Regions from separate parts of the Homo sapiens genome. Here region 2 is linked to region 1. A link is a loop called in an ENCODE intact Hi-C map of the cell type or tissue named here. Cell type or tissue: CD14-positive monocyte. All regions are shown on one strand. Links, peaks and the distances in the headings refer to the core of each region. The heading gives the core; the rest is flanking DNA. Region 1 overlaps LYPLAL1-DT (LYPLAL1 divergent transcript). Region 2 overlaps LYPLAL1-DT (LYPLAL1 divergent transcript).

Region 1 (5,393 bases), core at 130-5,129:
TTGCTCCTCTCAAAAAGCAAACTCCTGTTCCCAGAGATAGTTTAATTTCATTTTTGTACCTGGATACTATTTGTGAGACCCTAATTACTTACCTTTTTTGGCAGACTTTGAATGGCTATGGCACAGGAAATCATCACAATCAGCAAGAAGAGAGATGAATGCAACAGTCAGTGCTTATCTAGGTCACTTCTCCCCAAAATGTCCTCACAGCTCTATTTCACTTAAGTTTGGATGTACCATTTAAGACATCAAAGCATTCTGCAAGTGGGGAAAAAAAAAAACAAGAAATACCTTAAAATGCCAGCTATGTGTGATTTAAAACAAAAAATATTTAAGATGAGGTTAAAAGTTATAAACATTTATGTACGTTATTAGTTCTACATCAACAAAAGAGCACAGTTTCTCTACTGCAAATTAATAGATTATAAAATCAATAGGTTTTTCATGAAAGTAATTAAGAAAAATGGGGGTAGAAACAAATTCAGTCTTTTAAGAATGTTTTGCCTTTAAAACAACTTTCTCTAAAATCACCTAAAATGAAATATAAGTTAACTCTGATTCTATGAGTTCAGTGGAGTTAAATTTAACTTGAAAACATCTTTCATTTCTATAGCTACTTTATTATATTTATACAAGACTGCAAAAAGTTAATTAGGTGATTTAAGTGAATCAACTGTCACATATATTATGAGCTCTGCATGTGTGTATTATGAAGCAATACTGACTATGAGTTCAGCCTTTTACCAACTTATTTAGCCAAGGTTGCTAGAAGTTACTTAATGAGCATGAACACACAAACTTTCAATAAACCTACAAGAAGAAAAGTGGCCCATGACCTAAAAGAACCCCTCTGTTATGCCAGGGGGATGACAAAGTATGTTAAGTCACCAGCCCCTCTGTGTTATGGTGGTTCATGTTGCCAAGGCACGTGTGGCAAATTTGCAGAGTTGGGGCAGTGAATAAGAGAAGGTCAGTTTCTAAAAATTCATCTCACAGAGTATATGAAGTAAAAAGCCTAGGAGAAGTACTTTTCTCAATTAAAACTTAAGAATATATGAATATTTGTGGCTTCTAGAGTTTGACCTCTCAGTACCTAAGCTATTCCTGATTTATACTTGGCAATCTGTATTTATTCTTCAGTTCATAGAATATTAGGGTCAGAAAGAAAGGTTTAAAATCACCCATTGAATATCTGGAAGGCTTAAAGAGTAGCAGTTCAAGAATCAGGCAGAGCTGGCTTGAATTCTGGTTTCACACTTTACAGGCTGTGTGGTATTGAATAAAGTGCTTCAAATATTGAATCCCCAGTTTTCCTATCTGTTAAATGAGGATAATAAATAACACTTCCTGAGGAGAGAAACAGAAGATTAAATAAAATAAAGCAAAAAGTAATATGCTGTAATTCCCTCAGAAGCATTGTGTTTCACAGTTGTCAGAATTCTGAGTTCTAAGCAACAGAAACTGACTTTGGTTACATTAATCAGAAAAGGAATGTATTGGCAAGATATCAATAACTTAGAGAATTAATCAACAGTTGAGAATTAGACTCTGGCAGAAAAATAAGGAAAGCAGGTTATGAGCCTGAAGTCTGCTTAGGACATAGGAATTGATACTGCTGCTACTGGATTCTTGCTGCCACACCAGTAGTCTCTCAAACCTTCCACATTGGCTGGGAAAAATCTCTAACCCTCATTATTCAAAGCTACAGGCAAGAGAATCTTACTAGATAAACTTGAGACATGTATCTGTATGCTATTGTCCAGAGGATAAATAAGAACCCTTGTGCTACATATTGAAAGAGAGGGTCTGTCTCTCACCTTATGATTCCTCCACATAGGAATAGAATGGGATATTAAGCATATCACTAGGCTTTAAAGCAAATCTCAATAAATTTCAAAGACTTAGTGTCAAACATAATACATTCTCTGACCACAATTTCAATTCTGTTAAATTAGAGCTCAGTAAATAAAGGATAAATTTTAACCTCCCTAATATTTCTATAAAGTGTAAAAAATAAATTTGAATGTAACTGAGTCAAAAAGAAACTATAGGGGAAGACACAGAGCAGGTTGGCCTAATAGAACTCTCCAACAATAGTCCCCCTACAGGAACACTAAATCGAACAACTATCCACACAAGAAAGCACTTTTATGAGAACCAAAAATCAAGTGAGTGATCACAGTACCAGGTTCTAACATCATATCAAAGAAAGAGGCATTGAAGAGGTTAGGAAAGATAGTCTTGAATTGCTGATGCTGCGGAGAGGATCTGTGTTCTTGTGGGGGAGAGAGTGCAGTGATGTGGGACTTTGCATTGGAACTCAGTGCAGCCCAGCCACAGTAGAAAACAAGATAAGGCAGAACTCAGCCAGTGCCCATGGAGGGAGTCCTTATATCCGTCCCAGCAAGAGAGGAATTGCCCTTCCCAGTGGTTGGAACTAGAGTTCTGGCTAGCCCCACTACCATGGGCCAAAGCACTCTGGGATACTACATAAACCTCAAAGGCAGTCTAGGCGACAAGGACTGCAATTCCTGGGCAAGTCTTGGTGCGTGCTGGGCTAGAAGGCAGTAGACTTGGGTTGACCTAATGAGACACCAGCCAGGTGGACAAGGGAGTGCTTGCATCACCCCTCCCCCAACCCAGGCAGTGCAGCTCAGTAACCTGGGGGAGACTCCTTCCTTCCGCTGGCAGTAACTAGGCAGTGGTCACCATGGGTCTTGAGCAAGACCCAGTGCTGTGCTATCTTTGGGTGTGACTCAGCACAGTCTCAGTGTGGTAGTCACAGTGGAGCTTGCATCACCCCTCCACAAGAGGAGTACAAGCAAGTGCAGACTGCAAATATTACAATAAATATCTAACTATTCAATGCCCAGACACTCACAAACATCCAAAAGCATCAGGACCATTCAGGAAATCATGACCTCACTAAACAAACTGAAAAAGTCACCACTGATCAATCCAAGAGTGACAGAAAATTCAAAATAGAAATTTTGAGGAAGCTCAATGAAATTTAAGATAACACAGAGAAGGAATTCAGAATCCTATCAGATAAATTTAACGAAGATACTGAAATAATTTTTGAAACATGTAGAAATTCTGAGCTGAAAAATTGAATTGACATACAGAAGAATGCATCAGAGTCTCCCAACAGCAGAACTGATCAAGCAGAAGAAAGAATCAGGCTATTTGAAAATACACAGTCAAAAGAAACAAAAGAATAGAAAAGAATGAAGCTTGCCTATAAGTTCTAGAAAATATCTCAAAAGGGCAAATTAAGATTTACTGGCCTTAAAGAGGAGGTACAGAGATCAAGGTATAAATTTTATTCAAAGAGATAATAACAGATAACTTTTCAAACCTAGAGAAATATATCAAAATTCAAGTATAGATGGGTTGTAGAACATCAAGTAGATTTCATCCAAATAAAACTACCTCAAGACATTTAATAATCAAACTTCCAAAGGTCAAGGATAAAGAAAGGATTCTAAAAGCAGCAAGAGAAAAGACACAAATAACATACCTTACAATCTAGGAGAGAGTGGCATTACATATTTAAAGTGCTGAAGGAAAAAAGACTTTTATCCTAGAAGAGTACACCCAGTGAAAATACCCATTAAACATGAAGAAGAAATAGGCTTTCCCAGACAAACAAAAGCTGAGGGATTTCATCAACACCAGAACTGCCCTACAAGAAATGCTAAAGGGAGCTGTTCAATCTAAAATGAAAGGACACTAATGAGCAATAGGAAGTCATCTGAAGGTACAAAACTCACTGGTAATAGTAAGTACACAAACAAACACACAATATTATAACACTGTAATTGTGGTACGTGAACTATTGATATCTTGAATACGAAGACTAAAAGATAAACCTATCAAAAATAATAACTACAACTTTTAAGACATAGTATAATAAAACGTAGATGGAAGCAACAAAAAGTTAGAAAGCAGGGGGATTAAGTTAAAGTGTAGAGCTTTTATTAGTTTTCTCTTTCGTTGTTGTGAGTTTGGATTGTTTTGTATCCAGTGCTAAGTTGTGATCAGTTTAAAATAATGAGTTCTAAGATGTTATTTCCAAACCTCATGGTCACCTCAAATCATAAAACCTACAACAGATACACAAAAAACTGAAAATCAGTAAATTAAAACAACCCACCAAAAAAAATTAACTTCCCAAAAAGGAATACAGGGAAGAAGGAAGGAAGAAAGAGAAGAGCACACATAAAACACCCAGAAAACAAATAACAAAATGGCAGTAGTAAGTCCTTACTTACTAATAATAACATTGAATGTAAATGGACTAAACTCTCCAATCACAAGACATAGAGAGCCTGAACAATAACAATAATAAAAAAACAAGCTCTAACAATCTGGTAACTATAAGAAACACGCTTCACTTATAAAGACTAACTTAGACTTAAAATATAGGAACTGAAAAATATTGCATGAAAATGGAAACAAAAAAAGCAGAAGTAGCTATATTTACATCAGACAAAATAGATTTCAAAACAAAAACTATAAACAGAGACAAAGAAGGTCATTATATAATGATAAAGAAGTCAACTTAGCAAGAGGGTGTAACACTTGTAAATATATATACATTCAACACTGGAACACTCAAACATATTAAGTAAATATTATTAGAGCTAAAGAGAGAGATAGACCCTAATACAATATTAGCTGGAGACTTCAACACCCCACTTTCAGCATTGGACAGAACCACTACACAGAAAACCACCACCAACAACAACATTGGACTTAATCTACATTATATACCAAATGGACCTAATATATATTTACACAATCTTTCATTTAAGAGCTGCAGAATACACGTTCTTCTCCTCAAGGCATGGCTCATTCTTAAGGATAGATCACATGTTAGAACAAAAAACAAGTCTTAAAAAATTAAAAAATTGAAAAAATATCAAGTGTCTCATCTTTCCAGTTTTATTCTCAATGGAATAAAACTAGAAATAAATAATTAGAAAAATATCAGAAACTATACAAACACATGGAAAATAAACAATATGCTCTAGAGTGACCAGTGGGTCAATGAAGAAATTAAGAATAAAATTTAAAAATTCCTTGAAACAAACAAAAATGGAAACACAATATATCAAAACCTATGGAATGCAGCAAAAGCAATACTAAGAAGAAAGCTTATAGCAATAAGCACTCCACATCAAAAAAGCAGATAATCCTCAAATTAACAACCTAATGATGCATCTTAAAGAACTAGAAAACAAAGAGCAAACCAAAGCCAATATTAGTAGGAGAAAAGAAATAATAAAGATCAAAGCAGAAATAAATGAAATTGAAACAAAACAAACAATACAAAATATCAATTAAACAAAAAGGTGGCTTATTTTAAAAAAATAAAATTGATAAACATT
Region 2 (5,393 bases), core at 61-5,060, 56 kb after region 1:
GTATTCAATCTCAATTGCTACCACTAATATGTGTCAGATACTAGATCAGATGTTGATGTTCTCAGTGTCTCTGTCTGATTCCATAACAATCATCAATTCTTTTTTCTTTGATTCACCTTGTTTTATACACTCATTATTAATTAATTCAACTTTTACTACGTACCTATTGGGTAGCATCAGCTAATGTGCTTAGTGGGAGGATACAATGATAGTTAAAATAGAATCTCTGGTCTGCAGTTCCTCCTATCTTACTTAGGAATCATTGGCATGGTGCCCCTCACAATATTTTATATCCTTTCTTTATGGTAACTCAGGTGTTTTTGTTCATATAGGCCTACAAAAAGAAACTTCCTGGAGTCCCAAATCTCTGGTCATCAGGAAAGCCCTTTAATACTAAACTATAGCCAATACTTCCGTGGCTTACCAGTTTGAGTTTCCATGTCTCTGACTTTTTTATGGAATTCTACACTTAAAAAAAAATGCATTGGGGCAGGAAAGGGGATAGAGGGTATATGTAATATATATGTGTTAGTATTTGTCCCAAATAAGTTTCTAGCTGAATCAGTTTGAGAAGTTTTGAGAATCTGGCAAATGAGGTACTAATGTCTAATTTGTAAATTGTTGTGAAGATTAAATGAAATAATATGTAAAGTGTGCTTATATGAAATAGACATTAAAATTGCAGTAGAGGAGAGAGAGAAGGAGAGCAGAAGAATTTGACATGGGAATTTTTTTTTAGCAGTAAAAGTACTGTAATAATATAGTAACTTCCATGACTAATGCAGAACCAGGATGAGGACTTTCTTAAAGAAACAGTGGTTTTTGTTATTGTTTTTGTTGCTTTGTTTGTTGATGGTGGAGATCTTCTTAGTGAAGTACGAGAATCTATTCTGGATTTTTAAGTTCTTTAATTATATTCCTGCGTGGCTTTCCACGCTTTCTTAGCCTACATCAGAGGCCCCATATTACTGGGAAATTGCTCTGTGCTCATTGCCCTCCCAACTGCCTCATAGGAAGATAGTATTTTCTTTCTGCATCTGATTGCATTTTCTTTTATTTAAAAATATCTCTGAAGTAAGAGATAAGCCCATATCTTTTTGTTTAATTAAAAAAGATTGAGAGAGCCATTGGTGACAGCTAGATTGAGAAGATGCAAGATTTTTGGGTTTCAGAAGCCCAATCTTACATTACGTAAAGAGTTTTTGAGGCCAACAAACCACAATGAAAAGGGCAGGAAACATAAATATATTTTATCCAACTTTTAGGAAACTATACATAAGATGACCAGATACGAGTTCAGTATGAATCCAGCTCAGAATATGATAGGAATAATTAGAGGACTGACTTTGAAAGAAAGAAAAAAGCATTTTAATTTGGTTTTCTGAGGGCTTCTGGGAAGCCTACTGTAGGAAGATGAAATAGATTTAAGAAAGGGCTCAAGATTCAGCAATTGAAAATGTTTCAAGTTAAAACCAACTAGAACAAGGAAATTATAGGCCACTACACTAAAGTGGGAAAGAGACATAAAACTTTTATATGCAGAAATCCTCAAAAAATATAAAGAAATCTAGTAATGTGAACTTGGAGGTGCCATATGTAAAAATAACTAGAAGCAAGATAAGGGATTTTAGCTTTAGCGATGGGTGAAAGAAATGAGTGCCAAACCACAGGAAAAGTATTTTAGCTGAAAAAATAGGCTCTTGAAATATATTATCAGAATAAAGGAGCAAATGAAAAAGCTGTTCTTCTATCAAAATCAGAATTTGAAGATGGGAAGAAGAATTGACATGAGTAATAGACCCAGTGATTGTTACTTCCTGAAGAAGCAATGCCAAGAGAAAGGCAGCTGGCTAGCACTGGGAACCCACTTCCTGGAATAACTGGGAAAAGGCTTGAGAGTAGGATGATAGAAATTAAAACATCAATGGAAAGGCAGGCAAATGATAAGGGAAAATATACACCAGGTCTTAATAACATATCATTATTATTACACAATCTATAGCACACTATTTGACTACATCAAAATCTCTTGCTGTAAAGGGATCATATAAAAAGATCAATAAAACAACACTTTTAAACACTAAAGCAAACATATTCCACATGTTTTAGAAGAAATGAAGAAAAAATTAGTTAAGATGTAAGCTTATTTAGGTCTCTTCTGCCTGGTTGGATTAGTAAAAATTCAAAACAGAGGTAAACGTTATTTTTCTAAAGTAAGGTTGAGAATTTAAATTCAGAGGAGGGCAAGCAGTATGTATTGAAGATCTGGCAGTCTTCTGGTTAATTTTTTTAATGTGGATAGCTTTAAAGTATTTTTTTAACTTTTACTATTAGAATTAACTTTCTATAATATTAACTGTGTTTTGTCAAGTGCCCTCGTTGTGCTATATAAATACAGCATGGAGAAATACGAGTATACAACTTAAGATTTTTCAGCAATATTTATACCAATACATTTTTTGATAAACATAGACTATAGAATTATATATATGTAAATCTATAGATAGATGAGAAAATACAAATCTTCTTTACAGATATTAACTCATTTACATATATTAATATAAGTGGGTCCTTTACATATATTAACTCATTTATTCCTTTAAAAAAGCCTGTAAGGTAAATTAAATTATCGTCCTCATTATGTAAGGTGAGAATACAAAGACCTCAAGATTTGAGGAACTTGCCCAAGATCTCAGAGCCAGTTCCTTTTATCTGAGTCTAAGTTTTCTAGTGCCCATGCATGGGCTTTTTACCACTGTGTTATGCAACCATCACAAAAACAGGGAGGTAGATGTATACTTTTGAAATTATTGTTAAAAGTATAAAAAACACATATTGAGAACAGGGCAGGATGTACTTAATTCTGAGCAGTTGGAGGGAAGGTTAGGAACTTCTTATATGAAAGTTAAGAATTTGCTGAGATGGTAAGGTGGAAAAGGACATTCTTGCAGAGAGGTGTGAGAGATCATGCATTTGAGGAAGAGAGTGATGACAAATAAATGCTGCTGACAACACGAAGCAGAAGTATGTACAGTCACTAACTCTCATTAATTTATTTTCACTTCACTGCAGAGGAAGTAAATATTCATTTGCTAAATTCATCCTCCTTAATCTGAAGCCAAAAATATATTCCCCTCAAGTGAAGTAGACTTCCATATTAACTTTAAGAGATAATAACTAAGCAATTGATTGGTGTGCTGAAAGTAGATTAAATTTCATTAGGATAGCTAAAGTGACTGCCTCATCATTTCAAATTCCAAGTATTGTGATTCTACCAAAAAGCAAAATAGATGAAATGTTTCATGTAATTGATTGGTCAATCTAAACTATATAGATACTACTCCAAAAAACTATTTTTTCTCTTTTACATTCTATCTGTAGAATAAGTCTTCAAGATACTCTATCTTCCTAATAACAGAGCTCTCTTTATTACCATTAACATGTCTGTTTTTGCAATCTCGGTTTTTAAATTATTTGAGCGATTTTTGAAATACCACAATCTGGTCTATTTTTTTCCTGGAATCTTTATTTTATAAGAATCCAGCCAGGTGCAGTGGCTCAATCAGTAATCCCAGCACTTTGGGAGGCTGAGGCAGACAGACCACTTGAACCCAGGAGTTCAAGACCAGCCTGAGCAGCATGGCAAAACCCCATCTCTACAAAAACAAAACAAAACAAACAAACCAAAAAATTAGCCAGGCACGTCACCTGTAGTCCCAGCTACTCAGGAGGCTGAGGTGGAAGGATTACCTGACTCCAGAGGCTGAATCTGCAGTGAGCTGAGATCATGCCACTGTACTCCCTCCTGGGCTACAGAGTGAGACTCTGTCTCAAAAAAAAAAAAAAAGAAAGAAAGAAAGAAAAAAACAAAATATAGACAAATATAGAAAATAATATGATGAAATGGCCATATATTAAGACAGATTAGGCTATGAAAAATTTTTAGTTCTATCAGTTTCTCTCATACTTAAAATCATTGAAGTCTTTTTTAAAATTTTTGAAATGCTGAATCATATTCTCAATGAAATAGGTTTCTTGAGCTGCTTTGGAATTGCCTCTAAGAAAAAGTTAATCTTTAATCTCTTGGTGCATAATCTGTGTCCCAAGTTAACTAAATTAGACAATTGATTTTGAGGTTCACCAAATTTCATTTCTACTTCTCACTACTACCCCAATATTCTACCCCTACTTCACTCTTATTTGAATTCCTTGCATTTTTCCTGGAATAAAACTGTACCTTAATTTTGAAGCCATTCTTGTGACTCTGGTGTCTTCATTTAGTTCCTGCTATTGTTTCCACTACTTCCCAGCCTCCTATCCCCATTAAGAACCAAAGCTCTTTGAAGATTCAGCTCCTGTACTTACACTCACTGATGAGATCTCAGGTACTGATGCCAGACAAGCCAGAATCTGAGTTAGTCACGGTCTTTAGAGAGCCCTCAGTTCCTGATACACAGATAATTCGCCACAAATGCCTCTAAACACCTCCACAGGGGCACCAAATGATCTACTTTATAGTTGCCCACATACTGATAATAATAATAATAAACACACTGTCTGATTTCTCCACAGACTGGGAGCTCCAAGGCTCCGATCCTCCACTCATCAGAGCTGCTCATAGTACTGCAGTTGCTTTCTACCCTCCTACCACCCTTACACTTCAAGTTAACAGCTCCAACAATGAGGTTTCCATGACATAATCATCTCTCCAATAGGACTGGACTCAATCAGAACATATATTTCAAGGACCATAACTGCCTAGATGCCAACTAATGGCAGTGTCTTAGTTAGCTTGGATTGGTATAACAAAATACTGTAAACTGAGTGTCTCATAAACAACATAAATTTATTTTTCATAGTTCTAAAGGCTCAGAAAGTCTAAGATCAAGGCACTGGAAGATTTGGTGTCTGGTGAAGGCCTGCTTCCTGGTTCATAGACAGCTTGTTCTTGCTATGTTCTTACATGGCAGGAAGAGAGAGAAAAAGGTCTCTGGGGTCCCTTTTATAAAGGACATTAATATTAATAAGTGTTCCACCCTAATGACCTGAGTACCTCTCAAAGAGCCTACCTCTTAATACCATTACAATGGGGGTTAGGATTTCAACATATTAACTTTGTGATGGGGGCACAAACATTCAATCCACTGTATTCCACCTTAGCCCTCCAAAATTCATATCCTTCTTACATGCAATATACATTTATTCCATTCCAAGAGCCCCAAAGATCTTAACTCATTTCAGCATCAACTCTAGTCTAAAGTCCAAATTAGCATCTAAATATCATCTAAATTAGATAGGGGTGAAACTCAAGGTACAATTCATCCTAAGGCGAAATTCCTCTCCAGCTGTGCTGGTTATTTGCTTTCCAAATGCAATTGTGTGACAGGCATTGG

What was found. Peaks named below come from ENCODE experiments on the same cell type or tissue, not always from the same donor. Only the 100,000 strongest peaks of a DNase experiment are listed, where the experiment ranks them.
Region 2: it touches region 1 in a loop (2.1-fold over the local background); 3 of 110 quality-filtered maps call a loop at or near these places.

What each region holds. Positions count from the first base shown.
Region 1 is chr1:219,086,403-219,091,795 of GRCh38, forward strand. It overlaps LYPLAL1-DT (LYPLAL1 divergent transcript), which reads right to left. Exons shown (of 5, transcript NR_038845.1): 4 at 93-258. Among named protein-coding and RNA genes, the nearest start is that of LYPLAL1-DT, 85 kb to the right of the region's middle. RefSeq lists an enhancer at 2,820-2,869. In CD14-positive monocyte, for the core only: no CTCF peak of the experiment used is centred there; DNase peaks (open chromatin) are centred at 2,729 and 4,409; H3K4me3 peaks cover 2,503 bases; H3K27ac peaks cover 4,649 bases.
Region 2 is chr1:219,142,119-219,147,511 of GRCh38, forward strand. All of the region lies in intron 3 of LYPLAL1-DT (LYPLAL1 divergent transcript), which reads right to left. Among named protein-coding and RNA genes, the nearest start is that of LYPLAL1-DT, 29 kb to the right of the region's middle. In CD14-positive monocyte, for the core only: no CTCF peak of the experiment used is centred there; DNase peaks (open chromatin) are centred at 1,823, 2,723 and 2,993; H3K4me3 peaks cover 599 bases; H3K27ac peaks cover 1,994 bases.